2 separate regions of the Homo sapiens genome follow, and region 1 is linked to region 2. Evidence: chromatin contacts called from ENCODE Hi-C or POLR2A ChIA-PET data. All regions are on one chromosome and are shown on one strand. Each heading gives the region's core, a stretch centred on a gene start or an enhancer-like site at or near the end of the contact. The rest is flanking DNA. Distances are from core to core; before and after follow the strand shown.

Region 1 (4,343 bases), core at 820-3,319, 66 kb before region 2:
TGCCTCAGCCTACCAAGTAGTTGGGATTACAGACATGTGCCATCATGCCTGGCTACTTTTGTACTTTTAGTAGAGATGGGGTTTCTCCATGTTGATCAGGCTGGTCTCCAACTCCCGACCTCAGGTGCAGCCAGCCTCAGCCTCCCAAAGTGCTGGTATTACAGGTATGAGCCACTGCGCCCAGCCCTAATTTTTTCTGATTATAAAATTAATACATGCTTTCAAAAAAGAGAAAGCTTGCAGAAATTATATATAAGGTATACATGGAAGTCTCTTATAATACGAACCCCAAACATAATTGCTATTAACACTTGTTATATGTTCCCCATTTTTTCTATTTGTGTAGTAAGTTATATAATATTTTTTATTGCAGTAAAATTATAACGTGGTGTAAATGTGGAGACCCTAGCCATTTTAATATACTAGATTCATTCCAGAACTTATCCAGAAAAGGGTAGACAGGCTATAAAGACTCCATTTTAACTTAGCACAAATGTTGCAGTGTGAAAAACTAGTGTGTCAGGCTGGGCTTGGTGGCTCATGCCTGTAATCCCAACACTTTGGGAGGCCTAGGTGGGAGGATCACTTGAGCCCAGGTGTTCAAGGTCAGCCCGGGCAACATGGCAAAACCCCATCTCTACAAAAAAATACAAAAATTGGCTGGGTGTGGTGGCACATGCTTGTAGTCTCAGCTACTTGGGAGGCTGAGGTGGGAGGATCTTTTTATCTGGGAAAGTCGAGGCTACAGTGAGCCAATCGCACCAGTGCACTCCCTCCTGGGTGACAGAGCGAGACTGTCTCAAAACAAACAAAAAAACAGAAAACAAAGAAGAGAAAATAAAAACTAGGCAGGCGTGTTAGCTCATGCCGGGGTGGGCGGATCATGAGGTCAGGAGATTGAGACCATCCTGGCTAACACGGTGAAATCCCGTCTCTGCTAAAAATACAAAAAATTAGCCGGCCAGGCCCAGTGGCTCACGCCTGTAATCCCAGCACTTTGGGAGGCCGAGGAGGGCACATCACAAAGTCAGGAGTTTGAGACCAGTCTGACCAACATGGTGAAACCCTGTCTCTGCTGAAAATACAAAAATTAGCAGGGCATGGTGGTGCACACCTGTAATCCCAGCTACTCAGGAGGCTGAGGCAGGAGAGTTGCTTGAACCCGGGAGGCGGAGGTTGCAGTGAGCCGAGATCGTGCCACTGCACTCCAGCCTGGGAAACAGAGTGAGACTCTGTCTCAAAAAAAAAAAAAAAAAAAAAAAAATTAGCTGGGTGTGATGGCATACACCCGTATTCCCAGCTACTTGGGAGGCTGAGGCAGGAGAATTGTTTGAACCTGGGAGATGGAGGTTGCAGTGAGCCGAGATCGTGCCACTGCACTCCAGCCTGGGCGACAGAGCAAGACTCCATCTCAAAAAATAAAAATAAACATACAAAATTAGCTGGGTGTGGTGGCTCACACCTGTAATCCTAGCATTTTGGGAGGCCAAGTTGGGTGGATCACAAGGTCAAGATTTTGAGACCAGCCTGGCCAACATGATGAAACCCTGTCTCTCCTAAGAATACAAAAATTAGCCAGGTGTGGTGGCACGTGCCTGTAATCCCAGCTACTCAGGAGGCTGAGGCAGGAGAATCGCTTGAACCTGGGAGGCGGAGGTTGCAGTGAGCCGAGATTGTACCACTGCACTGCAGCCTGGGTGACAGAGCAAGACTCTCTTGAAAATAAAATAAATAAACTGGCTTATTGATCTTGTAGAGAAGTAAAGTATATAGAAAAACCAAATGTATTGGTTAGAGTAAATTGAATTGTGATGTGAAGTCAAGTCTGCAGTTGCATTCGTGTGATATTTGCTCTGATTTACCCATTTCTTTTGTGTCTCCTAAATTAGAGAAATCAGAGAAGGAAATGATCTGGTAGCTTTTAATCCTCTAGACAAGGATCTGGTCTTGTCTGTTTTGAAATCTCAGGCAATGGAACATCAGAAGCTTCTCCACCTCCAACCACTGTAGAGACAGAGTTTCAGTAAATTGCCTAGGCTGTCTGGAACTCCTGGCCTCAGGCAATCCTCCTGCCTTGGCCTTTGCCCCAGAGTGCTGGGATTACAGGCATGAGCATGCCTTGCCTTCTTTCTTTCTTTTCTTTCCTTCCTTCCCTTCCCTTCCCTTCCCTTCCCTTCCCTCCCCTCCCCCTCCCCTCCCCTCCCCTCCCCTCCCCTCTCCTCCCCTCCCCCTCCCCTCCCCTCCCCTCCCCTCCCTCCTCACCCCTTCCATCTGCTCCCTTCCCTCCCCTCCCCTCCTCTCCCTCCTCACCCCTTCCATCTGCTCCCTTCCCTCCCCTCCCCTCCCTCCTCACCCCTTCCATCTGCTCCCTTCCCTCCCCTCCCCTCCCTCCTCACCCGTTCCGTCCCCTCCCCCTTCCCCTCCCCTCTCCCTCCCCCCTCCCCTCCCCTCTCCCTCCCCCCTCCCCTTCCCTTCCTCGTTCCCCCTCCCCCCTCCCCTCCCCTTCCCTGCTCCCCCTTCCCTTCCCTTCCCTTCCCTTTTTCTTTCTCGGTTTTTACTTATTTTGGGTATCCCTAAGGGTAGAATTTCTGGGTTATATGGTAAGTCTATGTTCAACTTTATTTATTTATTTATTTATTTATTTATTTTGAGACAGGGTCTAGCTCTGTTGCCCATGCTGGAGTGCAGTGGCGTGATCTCAGTTCACTGGAACTTCCAGCTTGCTAGTTCAAGCCATTGTTGTGCCTCAGCTTCCCAAGTAGCTGGGATTACAGACATGTGACACCACACCCAGCTAATTTTTGTATTTTTAGTAGAGATGGGGTTTTGCCATATTGGCCAGGCTGGTCTTGAACTCCTGACCTCAAGTGATCTGCCCACCTCAGCCTCCCAAAGTGTTGGGATTACAGGCGTGAGCCACTGCACCCAGCTATGTTCAACTTTTTAAGGAATTACCAAACTTTTTCATAGTGACTACACCATTTTACATTCCTACTAGCAAGGGTTTGCTTTGTAGTACTTGAATTCATTTTTCTACTTTATAAGCTGTCTTAAGGATATTCTTTTTTTTTTTTTTTTTTTTTTTTTGAGATAGAGTCTTGCTCTATTGCCCAGGCTGGAGTGCAGTAGCACGATCTTGGCTCACTGCAAGCTCCACCTCCTGGGTTCCCTCCATCCGTGCCTTAGCCTTCCGAGTAGCTGGGACTACAGGCGCCCGCCACCAGGCTGGCTAATTTTTTGTATTTTTAGTAGAGGTGGGGTTTCACTGTGTTAGCCAGGATGGTCTCGATCTCCTGACCTCGTGATCCACCTGTCTCGGCCTCCCAAAGTGCTGGGATTACAGGAATGAGCCACCGTGCCCGGCCAAGGATATTCTATTTTTAAGCCTCATTCTGCTTACATTGAATTAATTAGCAGTTTTCTTATATTTGTTATTGTCCCCTGTTTAGATTCATATACGCATTCAGAACTGCTTTAGCTCCTCAGAGGTGACAGTATCAAGAGGTCCTGTTTTATAAGCATTTGGGGGTCCTTGAGCAGTTTACCCTTTCTTCTTTGTTTACAGTAATCACTGGCCAGCATCGAAATGGTGTAATTTCAGCCCGAACACGGATTGATGTTCTTTTGGACACTTTTCGAAGAAAGCAGCCCTTCACTCACTTCCTTGCCTTTTTCCTCAATGAAGTTGAGGTTCAGGAAGGATTCCTGAGATTCCAGGAGGAAGTACTGGCGAAGTGCTCCATGGTAAGTGCAAACAAAGCAAGAAGGTTAAAAAAAAAGTTAAATATAAAAAGAATACAAAAATGGTTCATAAATCAAACAGTAGGGAGTTATAAACTTCTTCCCCCACCAAAAAAGATAACTATTTCTTTTGGCTTCTTATATTGAACTGAAAAAAAAAGTGTATGGACATATCAGCTCATAAGTTTCTATATATTACAGAAATGTCTTTAAAAAATTTTAACACATATCGGGCCAGGCGCAGTGGCTCATGCCTGTAATCCCAGCACATTGGGAGGCCGAGGTAGGCAGATCACTTGAGGTCAGGCGTTCAAGACCAGCCTGGGCAACATGGTGAAACCCCGTCTCTACTAAAAATACAAAAAAAATTAGCTGGGTGAGGTGGCATGTGCCTGTAATCCCAGTTACTTGGGAGGCTGAGGCAGGAGAATTGCTTGAACTTGGGAGATGGGGGTTGCAGTGAGCCAAGATCGTGCCACTGCAGTCCAGCCTGGGAGACAGAGTGAGATGCTGTCTCAAAAAAAAAAAAAAAAAGATTTAAGACACAAATGGCTCATCCTAATAGACACACTATTCTGCATCTTTTGGGTGGTAATGTTAAT
Region 2 (3,882 bases), core at 1,360-3,859:
GTTCCTATCACCTGTGAACACACCATCCTTTGAGGTCTTGTTCTGTCCATTTCCCCTATTGCCTGGTTTCCTTTTCTTTCTCTGTTGGATAATTTCTTGTCAGTAAGCGTTTGCAACTTTTTCTCCTCATTGAAAACACACACAGCCCTCACTCAACTCTGTATCTTCAGATTCCCCAGGTATTCGTTTCTCTCCTTCCTTTCAAGTTTCTTGACAGAGTTATGTGCACTTCCTGCCTTCCCTCCTCTCTGGCTCCTCCGTCAGAAGATTTCTATCCCCAGTGTGCTAGCAAAACTGCTCTGATAGAGGACTCTAATTGTGAGAAACAAGGAGGCATATTTTTGCTTTTTTTCTTTTCTCGAGTGTTGTACTGTACGGTTATTCCTTTTTTCCCCCTTGTAATTCTCATTTCAGCCTCTCTGAAGTCTTCCTGTTCTTATTTCCTCATCCTTATCAGTTGTCTTTGCTGGTTCCCAGGTGGCTGGGACAGTGGCACTGGAAGTGGTGAGAAGTGAGATGCCCTGGTATAAGGGAGTCAAAGAAGTGAAGGTGATTCTAAAACAATGTTTGTCCTAAGTAATTGAGAGATTCAATATCAAAGAACATAATACATTCAAGGACTGGAGAAAATCTATAGAAAGGGAAGGGCAGCAATGAAACAGAAAGGCAGGCTGAAGCCAAGCTGTGAAGGCCACATGGGTCAGGAAGGATTGGACTCTTACTTGGAAGACCATAGGAAACCGAGGGTTGTTTTTTGTTATTGTTGTTTTTCTTTTTTTAAGAGACGTGATCTCACTCTGCTGCCCAGGCTAGAGTGCAGTGGCACAATCACAGCTCACTGCAGCCTTGAACTCCTGGGGTCAAGCTATCCTCCTGCTTCAGCCTCCCGAGTTGCTGGGACTACAAGTGCATGCCACCATGCCCAGCTAATTTAAAAAATTTTTCTTGTAGAGACGAGGTATTGCTATATTGCTCAAGTGGATCTTGAACTTCTGGCCTCAAGTGATCTTCCCTCTTTGGCCTCCCAAAGTGCTGGGATGACAGGTGTGAGCCACCATGCACGCGCCACTACCACCTGGCTAGTTTTTGTATTTTTAGTAGAGATGGGGTTTCACCATGTTGGCCAGGCTGGTCTCAAACTCCTGACCTCAAGTGATCAGCCTGCCTCAGCCTTCCAAAGTGCTGGGATCACAGACATGAGCCACTGCACCCGGCCCCTTCTAATTTTGGATTTGCCACTTAGTTTTGTGAAGTTGGTCAAGTTTTGTAACTTCTCTGTGCCTTGGCTTCTGTATTGGTAAATAGGGATAATAATTGGTTATGAGGATTAAATGATTTAACAGATAAAAAGTGCTTAGAACTGTGCCTGACACATCATAGTGATGTTGACTGTTGAAGTAGCCACCTAGCTGACTGACCTCTGTAGCTGTTCCTCTTCTAAAGCCCTTCCCACTCTGCTATTGAGTCAGCTTTCAAAAATGGACATCAGACCACATAATTCCCTTTTGAAAGTCTTTCTGTGGCTTCCCTAATCTGACCACTGCTTATAGACTTAGCTCATCTCCATTGTCCCTTTTCTGTCACTCTCTGTCATAACTGTATTGTAAATAATTGACAGTTTTTTGAATATGCTGTGATCTTGCATGCCTTGGCATCTTTGCACTTGCTGTTTCTTCTTCTACTTGAAGTGCCCCTCCTTCCCTGGTGTTATTTGCAAATCTTTAATGATCATTCCAGACTATGTCTAAACCTCCTGTGGAAACCTGGCCCTCTCCATGTAGAGTTGATCACTCCCTTCACGCTCACCATAATATATTGCCATCATTTATTTCTACTATCTGTTAAGCAGACAAACAAGACTGATCTTTAGCTCCATGATGGTGGGAGATGAGTCTCTTATTCTTCCTCCTGTGATGCAGGGCTTTGTATGGTGATTAGCACAGAGCACATGCTCCATAAACATTGTTGAATTGGTAATCGCATGTTCAGAAGTTTACTAAGATTTCTGCATTACTTTTCTCCAATTTCTCCAGGCTACAAGAATTAGTTGATCGAGTGCTGGAACGTTTTCAGGCATCTGGACTAATAGTGAAAGAGTGGAATAGTGTGAAACTGCATGCTACAGTTATGAATACACTATTCAGGAAAGACCCCAATGGTAAGTCCCCCAGAGAACTATAGCACAGTTTGTGATCAGCGGCCTTGTGGCATCTCTGAGGTTTAGGTAGAATGAGCTATCAAAGAATCTCTGATATAGCTTCTTTTTTAGACCTCTTAGCTTATTCTGATGAGCATAGTAGAGGTGGGCAAGAACATATATAGCATGGAACTGTGGCTTCCAGATCTTTTATTTCTGTCACACATAGGATTGCCATATTTAGCAAATACAAATACAGGATGCTCTGGTAAATTTTATATAAACAGTGAATAAATTTTTGGCATAAGTATGTCGCATGCAATACTTGGTGGCTTTTTTTTTTTTTAAAGAGAAAAAAGAAAGGAAGGTGAGCTAGTGAAAGTAAATGTTAAATCAGTGTTTCTCAACTGGGGGTTATTTTGCCCCCAGATGACATTTGGCATTGTCTGGAGACATTTTTGGTTATCATAGTTAGGGAGCTGGAGATGGGTTGCTGCTGGCACCTAGTGGGTGCTGTCTAACACTCTACAATGCATGGGACGGTCCCCCATGACAAAGAATTATTCTTCCCAAAATGTCGTAGCACAGAGGTTGAGAAACCTTGTGTTAAAATAATAGTTTTTTTCTTCATGGACTCTGAGCCTTTTTATAAAAATGCCTTGTTTTAATCCTTGATTTGGGATAGTTGTTTATTTCAAAAAGAAGTTTTCTTTTCTTCCTGTCCCTATCTCCAAAGTGAAAGCTTCTCTAGTACCTTCAGCATCGGATCAGGAGTCACACATTCAAGCCATATGCAGCTCTTCCTTCCAAGACTCGTGGTTCAAAATACACTAGCAGCACCAAGGTCACGTATTCCGGTTTCATTTCCTTTCTTGAGCCCTGACCTTGGTTTTAGAAAATCTAGGTGGGGGCCAGGTGCGGTGGCTCATGCCTGTAATCCTAGCACTTTGGAAGGCTGAGGCGGGTGGATCACTTGCATTTAGGAGTTCAAGACCAGCCTGGCCAACATGGTGAAACCCCGTCTCTACTAAAAATACAAAAATTAGCCGGGTGTGGTGGCACATGCCTGTAATCCCAGCTACTTGGGAGGTTGAGGCAAGACAATCGCTTGAACCTGGGAGGCGGAGGTTACAGTGTGCCGAGATCGCACTCCAGCCTGGCAACAGAGCAAGACTCCTTCTCAAAAAAAAAAAAAAAAAAAAAATCTATCTAGAGGAGAAGATAACTCCATCAGGACTTGAATCATTGACTATTTGTAGGTTTTTAGTTAGGACAATTTGTGTGTCCCTTTTAGTTAAGGCACGTCTTTTAATTTCTCTCAGATATGTACCAAAGATCCCAACTGGCAATCATTTGATAATTAACCCCGTTTAGTTACAGTCATGGTAGGACCAAGAAATTTGTAGCTATCTAGTTATTAGTTCTAAAATACTACTATTTTGTGATGCCATATTGAATTTTATTTAAGACTTATAAATAAATCTCTATTTTACTTTTGAGAACACTGAGATTAAGAGAGCTTCAAATAACTCAGTTAAAGCCTATATACTCTTGTTTGGGTAGGTAATAGAATCCAAAACTTTGAACTTGTTCCAGTTGAGTGTGTGTGTGTGTGTGTGTGTGTGTGTGTGTGTGTGTATTTTTATTTTATTTTTTTGAAATGGAGTCTTGCTCTGTCGCCCAGGCCGGAGTGTGCAGTGGCGCCATCTCAGCTCACTGCAACCTCCGCCCCCCAGGTTGAAGCA

What was found. Hi-C counts contacts between places; a loop is a spot of excess contacts on that map. ChIA-PET counts read pairs that join two places held with the same protein, here RNA polymerase II (POLR2A). Pooled maps may share reads with other maps.
Region 1: a map of heart left ventricle shows a loop between it and region 2 (3-fold over the local background). The contact joins two enhancer-like sites. A Hi-C loop is called at or near these places in 9 of 168 maps with a recorded cell type or tissue (Panc1, Right ventricle myocardium superior, head of caudate nucleus and 5 more) and 2 of 50 pooled maps. POLR2A ChIA-PET finds 5 or more read pairs at or near these places in 14 of 52 experiments (A549, CD4-positive, alpha-beta T cell, GM10248 and 10 more).

Annotation. Positions count from the first base shown.
Region 1 is chr10:72,196,212-72,200,554 of GRCh38, reverse strand. ASCC1 (activating signal cointegrator 1 complex subunit 1) reads left to right here. Exons shown (of 10, transcript NM_001198800.3): 5 at 3,566-3,744. Among named protein-coding and RNA genes, the nearest start is that of ANAPC16, 18 kb to the left of the region's middle. Within about 2 kb of position 2,069, at least 2 of the 41 ENCODE cell types and tissues checked have a DNase peak (open chromatin) inside an H3K27ac peak, as active enhancers do.
Region 2 is chr10:72,131,333-72,135,214 of GRCh38, reverse strand. It overlaps ASCC1 (activating signal cointegrator 1 complex subunit 1), which reads left to right. Exons shown (of 10, transcript NM_001198800.3): 8 at 2,034-2,158. Among named protein-coding and RNA genes, the nearest start is that of SPOCK2, 45 kb to the right of the region's middle. Within about 2 kb of position 2,609, at least 2 of the 41 ENCODE cell types and tissues checked have a DNase peak (open chromatin) inside an H3K27ac peak, as active enhancers do.